Linked DNA regions of Homo sapiens: region 2 is linked to region 1. The links are chromatin loops, found by intact Hi-C in ENCODE. Cell type or tissue: MCF 10A. All regions are shown on one strand.

The links. Peaks named below come from ENCODE experiments on the same cell type or tissue, not always from the same donor. Only the 100,000 strongest peaks of a DNase experiment are listed, where the experiment ranks them.
Region 2: it touches region 1 in a loop (12-fold over the local background); 1 of 110 quality-filtered maps calls a loop at or near these places.

What each region holds. Positions count from the first base shown.
Region 1 is chr2:7,705,200-7,710,199 of GRCh38, forward strand. No RefSeq gene overlaps it. Among named protein-coding and RNA genes, the nearest start is that of LINC01871, 18 kb to the right of the region's middle. In MCF 10A, no CTCF peak of the experiment used is centred here; no DNase peak of the experiment used is centred here.
Region 2 is chr2:7,809,947-7,814,946 of GRCh38, forward strand. The region is part of intron 3 of LOC105373408 (a long non-coding RNA gene); the gene reads right to left. Among named protein-coding and RNA genes, the nearest start is that of LINC01871, 87 kb to the left of the region's middle. In MCF 10A, no CTCF peak of the experiment used is centred here; a DNase peak (open chromatin) is centred at 2,485.

The sequences.
Region 1 (5,000 bases):
TACCATGAAACTTTACTAAACATCCACCTGTCAGTAAAGAAACTGATTATTTTTTGTAGATTTGCATTCTCCTGAAAAAGAAACAGGTGTGAAAACCTGCAGGTATTTATCCACCAACAAAAAATAAAGGATATCTGTGAAATGTGGAGGAAGAAGTAAACACGAATATAATCTTAAAATTGCAAAATCTCAGTATGTGATTCCAAACTCCAAGAACAAAAAGATTCCATGGAAGAAGGGAAATGCCTTCTTATCCTTGTGGAACCGTTCTCAAATACCAGGAATCTCATTCAGTTGTATCTATCTATCTATCTATCTATCTATCTATCTATCTATCTATCAATCTAGTTATAGTTTTTGATCCCTACAACAATCTTCCATGATGATTTATGGTAATATATTCTAATTTTATTGATGTAAGAATTATGGTTAAATTAAGAACCCAGGTGGAAGTTTCCTTTGAGCCTAAAAGTTCATCAGCCTGGGAAAAACAGCAAGACTTCCACTCTAAAAAAAAAAAATTTAAAGATTAATTTTTTAATTAATTTCTTAATTACAGGTTGCATGTGCCTGTAGTATCTGCTACTTGGGGGCTGAGGCAAGAAGATGGCTTGACCCCAGGAGGTCAAAGCTACAGTGAGCCCCGATGGCACCACAGCACTTCAGCCTGGGGGATGGAGTGAAGAACTAAGGTTAAGCAATTTTCCCAAGATCTTAATGATCATAAATGGAATTTCCTTATTTGCTATTAAATGTCTGTGAATCTGCTGCCATCTTCTCTATTACTCCCCATATTGGTCAATTTATATCTTTCTTCCTTTTTTCTTAGTCATTCTTGCTAGAGGTTTATCAATTCCATTGGCCTTTTCAAACCACAGGTTTTGGGTATTATTGATTTTTCTCTACTGGGTTTCTGTTGTTCTTTTTAATTTCATTGATTTCTGCTCCTTTTCATTTCCTCCCTTCGGCCTGCTTTGTGTTTATATTGCTCTTTCATTTCTGGTTTCTTTGATTGACTTGAGCCCTTGCTTTTTTCTTTCCTTTTTTTTTTTTTTTGAGACGGAGTCTCGCTCTGTCTCCCTGGCTGGACTGCAGTGGCGCGATCTCAGCTCACTGCAAGCTCCACCTCCCGGGTTCACGCCATTCTCCTGCCTCAGCCTCCCGAGTAGCTGGGACTACAGGCACCCGCCATCAGGCCCGGCTAATTTTTTGTATTTTTAGTAGAGACGAGGTTTCATCGTGTTAGCCAGGATGGTCTCGATCTCCTGACCTGGTGATCTGCCCACCTCGGCCTCCCAAAGGGCTGGGATTACAGCCGTGAGCCACCGCGCCCGGCCTGAGCCCTTGCTTTTTTCTAATGGAAGCATTAATGCTACAATTTCTCTCTAAATTGCATTCAGTGGGAGAGAGAAGAAGGTGTGAGCCTGCTCCATCTTGTACAGAACCAGAGCCCTAGAGGTTAGGTTAAGTGAAGCATTAAGCAGCATGGAATAATCCTGAGCTTTGGAATCAAATTGGCTTGGGTTCCATTCACTATCTACCTGACCAACTGTGTGTCTTCGGAAAAGCTCTTAGAAGCCTCATTTTCTTGATTACAGTTGTTATAAAATGAGACAAAAATTCTTATTTCTGGTGTTTCCATGAGAATGCATATAAGAGAATGTAGAAAGGCTATACATAATTGCTTGATAGATTTTTTTTTATTGTTCTTTCCCTTATAGTCTTGATTGTTTCCATAGTTCAGGTCACAGAGGTTTGACTGTCCATACACATCACCATGACTCACAACAAATCTCGGCTTCTTCACCCCTCGCATCTTGACCTCTGCTACTTGCCTACTTATTTAATATTCAAATGTGCTCAGCAATTATTAATCACCTATTCCATGCCAGGTATTGTGCTAAGTTTTTCCTCATATATTAGTTTTGAATGTCAAATATATTATTGTGGAGGAAGTTATCATCCAACTTTTCCTTACAAATAAAAAAAAAAGACAAGTCCTTGCCAAGTTTACACAATTTGTATGGTATGAAGCTAAGATTCAAACCCATGGCAGCTTGGCTGTAATTCTGTGCTTTTCTTAATACACTACAGCTGCTCCTCATTTTCACCCTTTACCTGTCTGGCTTTCTCAGTATCAGTCTATTGACATGCTCTAATAGCTTAAAGGTCTCAGACCCAGGATTGCTGACTCTAGCCTGGACATCTGTCTCCCTTTACCATTTCAGCTGTGGCCCTGGGGCTCCCACCGCCTACTATCCGGACATCAAAGTGTGAAACACCAGAAGCATGGCAGGCCCAGTGAATTCAAGGTAGTGTTTAATTAAACATGCACCCACTACTTAGGAAAGTATATACTTTTTGAATTCCTAAAAGCAAACCTTTTCAATGTATTAAAATTAGAGATTTGTATTCATAGCTGAATGGAGAATTGCTTCTTACTATCACCATTTCCATTTCCAGTCAAGGACAAATCTGCTTTTCCTAAAACATAATGTCAGTTCCTATCATTCCTATGTGCACTGTGGGTCTATCACAGATACATATCCTTCATCATAATGCTTTTCTAAGTAATGAGTCTATAAGCCCCTCTACTCTCCTTCTCCTCAAAGTTTCCCTGAGCCAGGACAGACTTAAGAATGAATCATGCTCTACTCATCCCACTGGCATTTTAGTTCCACTCTGCCCACCCCTGCAGGCTCTTTACCTTCATTAAAGTCAGGATGTCTTAACTAACAAGAAATAAGTAGAGCCAGGGCAAAAGATGAGTAGAGCCAGAGCTATTTCCACGTGAATCAGAAACAAGTGTAGATAGGGAAGATCTAGAGATGGGGGCGGGGTTGGGTAGGAGCAGTACTAGAGGCAGAAGGAAGAGATGGGAAGGGAGATAGATTGAGGGAGGCATCACAGACAGAAGAGAAGACCCTCAGCTGAACTCTGGGGTCCCTATTCTTCAGTCAGCAGCTTGGCTTAGAGCAAGACACTCATCTTCTCTGGTGGCCCCTTTCCTCCTTTTTAATTAAGGGTTTGGGATTAGATGACCAGAGGGTTACATATGGTCCTTACATCCCAGGCTGTTCTGAAAATAGCACAGCTTTACACATTTGCAAGTATAGTAAGAAGTCCCTCTTTCTTTCCACACTGACTATTGTACAAAAATTAAATTGAAATTTGGTTGCTGAGAACCTAAGCCACATTTTCTTTCAGTAACATCAACATTCTACATGATGCTTAACATGTCGACTAAACCCTGGTGAACCCATGATGGACTTGAACTGTACTAGAATGACATACAGCTCCCAGGAGAAGAAAGGGAGAGAGGGTGAGAACCAGTTTCCTGAAATATTGCTGAGCATGGAGTATCTTCCTATCTACCCTACTAGCCCTTTCTTCATGGCCCCATAGCCCACTAATAGTGATTTCAGTAAGCCCCATTTCTCAAGAAGTCGTGGGCTACAACATCAGCATCCAATTAATTCCCTCATCAAAATTTCTGGGTGGGTGTGGTGGCTCATGCCTGTAAGCCCAGCACTTTGGGAAGCCCAGGCAGGTGGATCACCTGAGGTCAGGAGTTCGAGACCAACCTGGCCAACATGGCGAAACCTCGTCTCTGCTAAAAATACAAAAATTAGCCAGGCATGATGGAACTTGCCTGTAGTCCCAGCTACTTGGGAGGCTGAGGCAGGAGAATTGCTTGAACCTGGGAGGCAGAGGTTGCAGTGAGCCAAGATCGTGCCCCTGCACTCCAGGCTGGGTGACAGAGTGAGACTGTCTCAAAAAAAGAAGAAAAAATATTTCCTAGGAACCTCCCCTTAGCCCCACCTTCTTATGCTAAACAGCAGGAGGAAAATGAGTAGTGCACTAGTAAGTTAAGTGACTGATAGACCTTAATCTTCCTTCCTTGCTGTTTAATTTTAATGAAGATTAATACTGAGCTAATATTTAATGGGATAAGGGTTTTATATATAGAATAAACAGATTTGGCTGTGGAGAGAAGAGGTATTTGAGGCATGTAATTATGTTTGTCAGAAAACCAGATTCACCTAAGAAAAGCCCCAGATCAGCACTCTGAGATTTGTTTACTCCCTGCTTCAACCCCATACCCACAAGGTTATTAAAAGTTCTAAATATTCACCTTCTTGTATCAAAATACAGGAGTTCCAGAAAGAGTGATAGCTGGAAGAGCCACTCTCAAGTAGGTTTGAAATATTATATATCTTGAAAGAATAATCATAAATGATGGGCCACACAGCACTGTCCTCCACTCAACGTACAGGCATTTTAGGCCAAGGCAAACTGGCCTTTCTCTCCCAGGCTCTTTTTCCCCATCATACGCACAGTAAGAGGACATACATGAAGGTGCAGTGTTATGGACTGACTATCTGGGCTCTTCCAAAATGTATATGTTGAAGCTCTAACACCCAGTGTGATGGTGTTTAGAGGTGGGACCTTTGGCAGGTACTTAGGGTTAGATGACATCACGAGGGTGGGGCTCTCTTGATGGGATTTTTATCCTTATAAGAAAAGGAAGAGAGACCAGAGCACTTTCTCTCTCTCTCCCTGTCTGCCATATGAGAACAGTCAGAAGGCAGCCACCTGCAAGCCAGGAAAAGAGCCCTCACCAGGAACAGAATCTGCCAGCACCTTGTTCTTGGACTTCCAGCTTCCAGAACTGTGAAAAATAAATGTCTCTTGTCTACAGTATTTTCTTCTAGCAGCCTGAGCAGAATAAGACATGTGCCATTCAGCAGGAGGCTAAGGTTCATGCTCCCACAGAGCCAACAACAGAGTCGTCTTCAAGTAGAAACATCCCCAAAGTTCATGGTATCCCCATGGTAGAGACAGCTTTCTTTGTGGCCTGACTCAGCTGCTTGGGTTGAGTCACTCAGCTCAGCTGGTAGGGACAGAAGCATCTCTGTAGGTGAGATGGGCAGGGGTGGAAGAGCTGTGAGTTCCGCTCACTGGAATCCAGCCGAACACCCACATATCTCAGCCTGGAA
Region 2 (5,000 bases), 100 kb after region 1:
TTTCATAAAGTTTGCCTATAGTTTTAATATTTGAGAGACAGATTGGCTAGATATCAAATCATTGGTCCTCACATTTCCTGGAGGAGTCATGTAGGTGCTGCCTCACTTTCCTCTGGTGTTAACGATTTTGGGGGGAAATTTGAGATTACATTTTTTTCCATTCTTATTGTGATGTTTTCCCTGGCTGCCCTAAGAATTCTTCCTTTATCTTTAAAACCGTTAGCTTCATTCGTGCAGGTCTCAAAGTTGACCATTTCACATCAATTTCCTCTAGCACATAATGAAGACTTTCCACACATAGATTCAAGTATTCTTTCATTTCAGGAAAATAAATGTTTTATTTCATTTTATTTTTTTGAGACAGAGTTTCGCCCTTGTCGCCCAGGCTGGAGTGCACTGGTGCGATCTCCGCTCACTGCAAACTCTGCCTCCGGGTTCCAGAGATTATCCTGCCTCAGCCTCCTGAGCAGCTGGGATTACAGATGCCGGCCAGCAAGCCTGGCTAATTTTCTGTATTTTTAGTAGAGATGGGGTTTCACCATGTTGGGCAGGCTGGTCTCTAACTCCTGACCTCAGGTGATCCACCTGCCTTGGCCTCACAAAGTGCTGGGATTACAGGCTTGAGCCATCATGCCTGGCCAATAATTGTTTTTTTTAATAACATTAAATGTCTGTTGTATTCTACTGTGGCAGTGTGTTCTATTGCTTCTTTGGAGACGCCAATGTGTATGTTAGCTCTATTTTCTAGCCTTTTTATGGCTATTATTTTCTTTCTTATCCTTTTTAGTCCTTTGTTTTCATTTCTATTTGTTTTAGTTTTGTACGTTTTTCACATCTCTCATTTCTAGCCGTGTCTCTTGGTAGATTTTGTGAAGTACCTATTTTCCCACACTTCATTTTTATGATCTTTCCATTTCTTTTCTTCTACTTTTGTTCTCAAGTTATACTAGTAACTTTTTAAAAAATCTCCTTTTATCAGCTTTCAATTATTTCCCTCCAGTCTTGCATTTCTGAGCTGTGGTCTTTCTGCTCAGAGTAAACTGTTTCAAAGCCTTGTGTTTCATAGGGAAATGGGAACAACTTTCTTTTGCTATATGGCAATACTTTTTCTGGTAAGTCATCATATATCAAGTTTTTTTACATTTATTTATTGTTAGATCATTGTTGTGTCTTTTAACACTTAGCATTGAATAGGTTGGATTTTCTTAAGTCGTATTCACAGGAATTTCTGAGAGTGGTGGCTGTTGGGGGAGAAACTAAGACTAGCAGGCTGACAATCTAGGGTTCAGAGCTGGAAGGTTCAGTAGATGCCCACTGCCACAGAAACTGTTTTTCTCTAATACCTCAGGTGAGTCATTCTCTACCCCTAAGTTATCTTTGCCCTGATTCAAAATAGATACAGAAACAATTATTCCACCATCCTTGCTCTCCCCAGTTTCCCGACCCATTGTTGCCACACAGGCAGCAAAATATGTTCTTTTTGGGGTACCCGCTTGCCTTCAGGAGTGTCTTTTGCTGGCCTATTCTAAGGTCACCTGCTGGGTCTCTCACTACCACTGACCTTCTCCTCCTTCCTTCCTTACACCAGTGTTTCTGCATGATCTTGGAGGATTTGGGCAAGCTTTGTATGTATTTAGAGATCTGTGGATTTATATGTATCATCAAGTTCCACTAAAACTGGAGATTATATGCTTGTTTTTGTTTCATTTTGTTTTGTCTTTTAACGTTCTCCCTGCTGCTTTGGTATAATGTCCATGGGGAGAACCGAAAAACGCTGACTTGTACCTGTGTTCACCCAGGAAGTTTCTTCAGTACTTTTGACACAAAACTTTTTTCACTCATATTATCTGTTGTGTAATGTTCCAAGGATTTAAAAATTTAAATTCCTCTTGTTTAAAGAAGTACTTTTTAGACTTTTTGATTATATCTTCAGGTAAAAAGTATAAGTGCACTCTACCCTGAGATTCATACATTTCCAAATATACATACACATCTATAACAAATAGCAACCAAATAATTCTCAGTTTTGCCAGTATACTGCACTAATATTTTCTTTTTTCACTCTGTTCTACTTTTTTTTAAATGCTTGTAATGCCTCATTAAATTCAGTTTATGATTCACTAGTGGCTTATTATCCTCTCTTTGGAAAACTTTCATCTGGAAGATGTATTTATTCTGTACCTAATATTTATTGAGCATCTTCAATGGCTGACATACTGTGCACATTCAAATATAATTTCTATCCTCATGAAAATTTACAGAAAGGCAACTAAATGGTTGAGTATTAATAAGGCAATTGTGAAGAGGATGATAATTGTACCATAACTACCTTATATTTACATAGCCTAATAGAGTTAATAATTTTGTAATTTATATCTAATTAATTTTTTAAAACACTGTACCAGTTGGGCAGGGATTATGTTGTTTCTCAAGTAACATTTTTTAAGGCTCAGGAATGTTGTGACTCACTCAAGATCACACAGTCATATGGGCGGACTATAACATATGTGCTTTGATTCTTAGTCATTGCTCTTTATATCCCATTAAACACAGAATCGATTCCAACAATTAACTATCAGAGAATATTAAACATAGATAAAATAAAAATTGATTTTAAAGAGTGAAATACCAGCACTGCATAAAAATATTTTTTATTCATCTTCAAACATTAATTCTAGGAAGCATACCTTAAAATGCTTGGGTAGTTAAGATAACAACACACACACACACACCCCTCAGAGGTGCTCTCTGGAATGGAGATATGGTTAGCATTAAAAGAAAAACTTCAGCCAAATTAAATTTAAAGGAGTTTGAGCAATGAATGATTCATGAACTGGGCAGCCCACAGAATCACAGCAGATTCAGAGAGACTCCAGGGATACCTTGTGGTCAGAACAAATTTACAGACAAAAAAGAAAAGTGATCTACAGAAATTGAAAGTGAGGTACAGAAACAGCTGGATTGGTTACTGGTGTTTGCCTTGTTTGAACACAGTTTGAACACCCATCAGTCTATGAGTGATTGAAATATGGCAACTGGGATTGGCCAACACTCAGCTATTGTTACAGGCGCATACTCCTAAGTTAGGTTTTCAGTCTTGTCTACCTATTAAGCTAAGTTACGGTTCATCCACAGGGACTCAAATATAGAAGTATGGAGTCCTTTGCAGGCCATATTTAGTCCACTTTAACAATGGTAACTATGTTTCCCCAAGGATTGCTACCAGCTGACAGTAAATGCTCAAGATCAGTGGAGAAAATGGACTGAGTGATACGTTCTGTGGACATATATTTATGGAAGGCAGCTTGAAGGAGGTAATGAGAGTTGGGGATCTTTTGTAATGTATAGAGTTTGATATCAGCAAGAAGGCACAGGCCTAGACTCTGCTTCTAGAATCTCAATCTTCTGGGAGTGTGGCTCCTTGGTGAATGCCATTGTAATGGAGACCAACCCAAGAGAGCTGACCTCAAGCCCTCTGAGGAAGACGGACCGATTCAAAGGACTGCAAATGACCCACATATCTGAGCAGAGGGTCTTTTAGGGTCAGGGAGTATTTGATATAGGGGAATCAGACTAGCAGAGCCAAGACACCTGCATGGAAACTAGCAGAGGCAGTGGAGTGATTTTCATTGGAGAGCTAAGCCTTTCCAAGGAGCAGTAGACCCTAACCAGGATACCTGTCCCACCTGCTTGTGTCAAGCTTCTTAGGCCTTCCAGATCTGACTGCCTTACTTGACCTGCTCCCATGCTCACATCAGCCATGTGAATTGACCAGTCATAGCTTGGCTTCCATCCCATTTTTGCCTAAGACCAGTATCAACTCCCACAAACCAGACACCCTTGAAAACTCCAAGCTGGTGTCCTCGGCTGTCATAGTCCATCAACGACAGTCTAACAGAGAAGATTTCATCCATATCTGCAAACTGAGCTGAGGGGTTGAAAATAAGGAGGTTATGAAAGAAAACAATAAAGCAAAGATTGAAAGGCTCTGCAGAAAAGGAAAAGAGAAAACAAAGGCTAGACACAGGTTGTGTTTTCCTTCAGAGAGCCTGCATAAGCATCTCAGACTTCAGCAGGATGTCCAGATGTCGCCGAATGAGAATACAGCCAAATGCAGTTCATGAACTTGCTCACGTTTTCAGCGCTGCCGCAGCTGTGACCTGGAATTTAGCCTTAAACTATGGCAGTGTGACTTTCAAGGGAAACGCGAACATTTAGTTACTGGCCAACAGCTTTTTGCCAGTGATTCATTCACAACATGGGGCAGTCCTACTGAAGTGAAATTTTATTATTTAATTGATATAATCCAAAACTCCATGAAGAGTTCATTCATTCATTACTCATTTGCAAAGTAGTTTGTTCTTCTTCTAAAATGGAATTTCATGACTATATTCCCAGAGACAGGATCAGGGTCTGGCACATAATAGGCATGCAATAAATATTTTATTGAATAAATGAGTGAATGAACTCAAGAGATTGTTGTAAATGCCTTTATGTGAGATACAGCCAATTCAAAATAAACCCATTCCCAGGCTTCAAGACATTAGGTATGGGAGGCAACCACATAAACTCTAGAATACAGAAGGTAAGTGTTTCTTCTAGATATGGTTTGGATTCGTGTTCCCTCCTAAATTTCATGTTGAATTTTAAGCCCCAGTGTTGGAGGTGGGGCCTGCTGAGAAGCGATTGGATCATGGGGGCAGACTTCTTATATGTGGTTTAGCACCATCTTCTTGGTACTGTTCTCATGATAGTGAGTTCTCATGAGATCTGGTTGTTTAAAAGTGTGTGGCACCTGCTCCCTCTCTTTCTCTTGCTCCTGCCCCTGCCATGTAAGATGCCTGTTTCCCCTTTGCCTTCTGCCATGATTGGAAGCTTCCTGAGGCCTCCACAAAAGCAGAAGCTACTATGCTTCCTGTACAGTCTACAGAACTGCAAACCAATTAAACCTCTTTTCATTAGAAATTACCCAGTCTCAGGTATTTCTTTATAGCAATGCG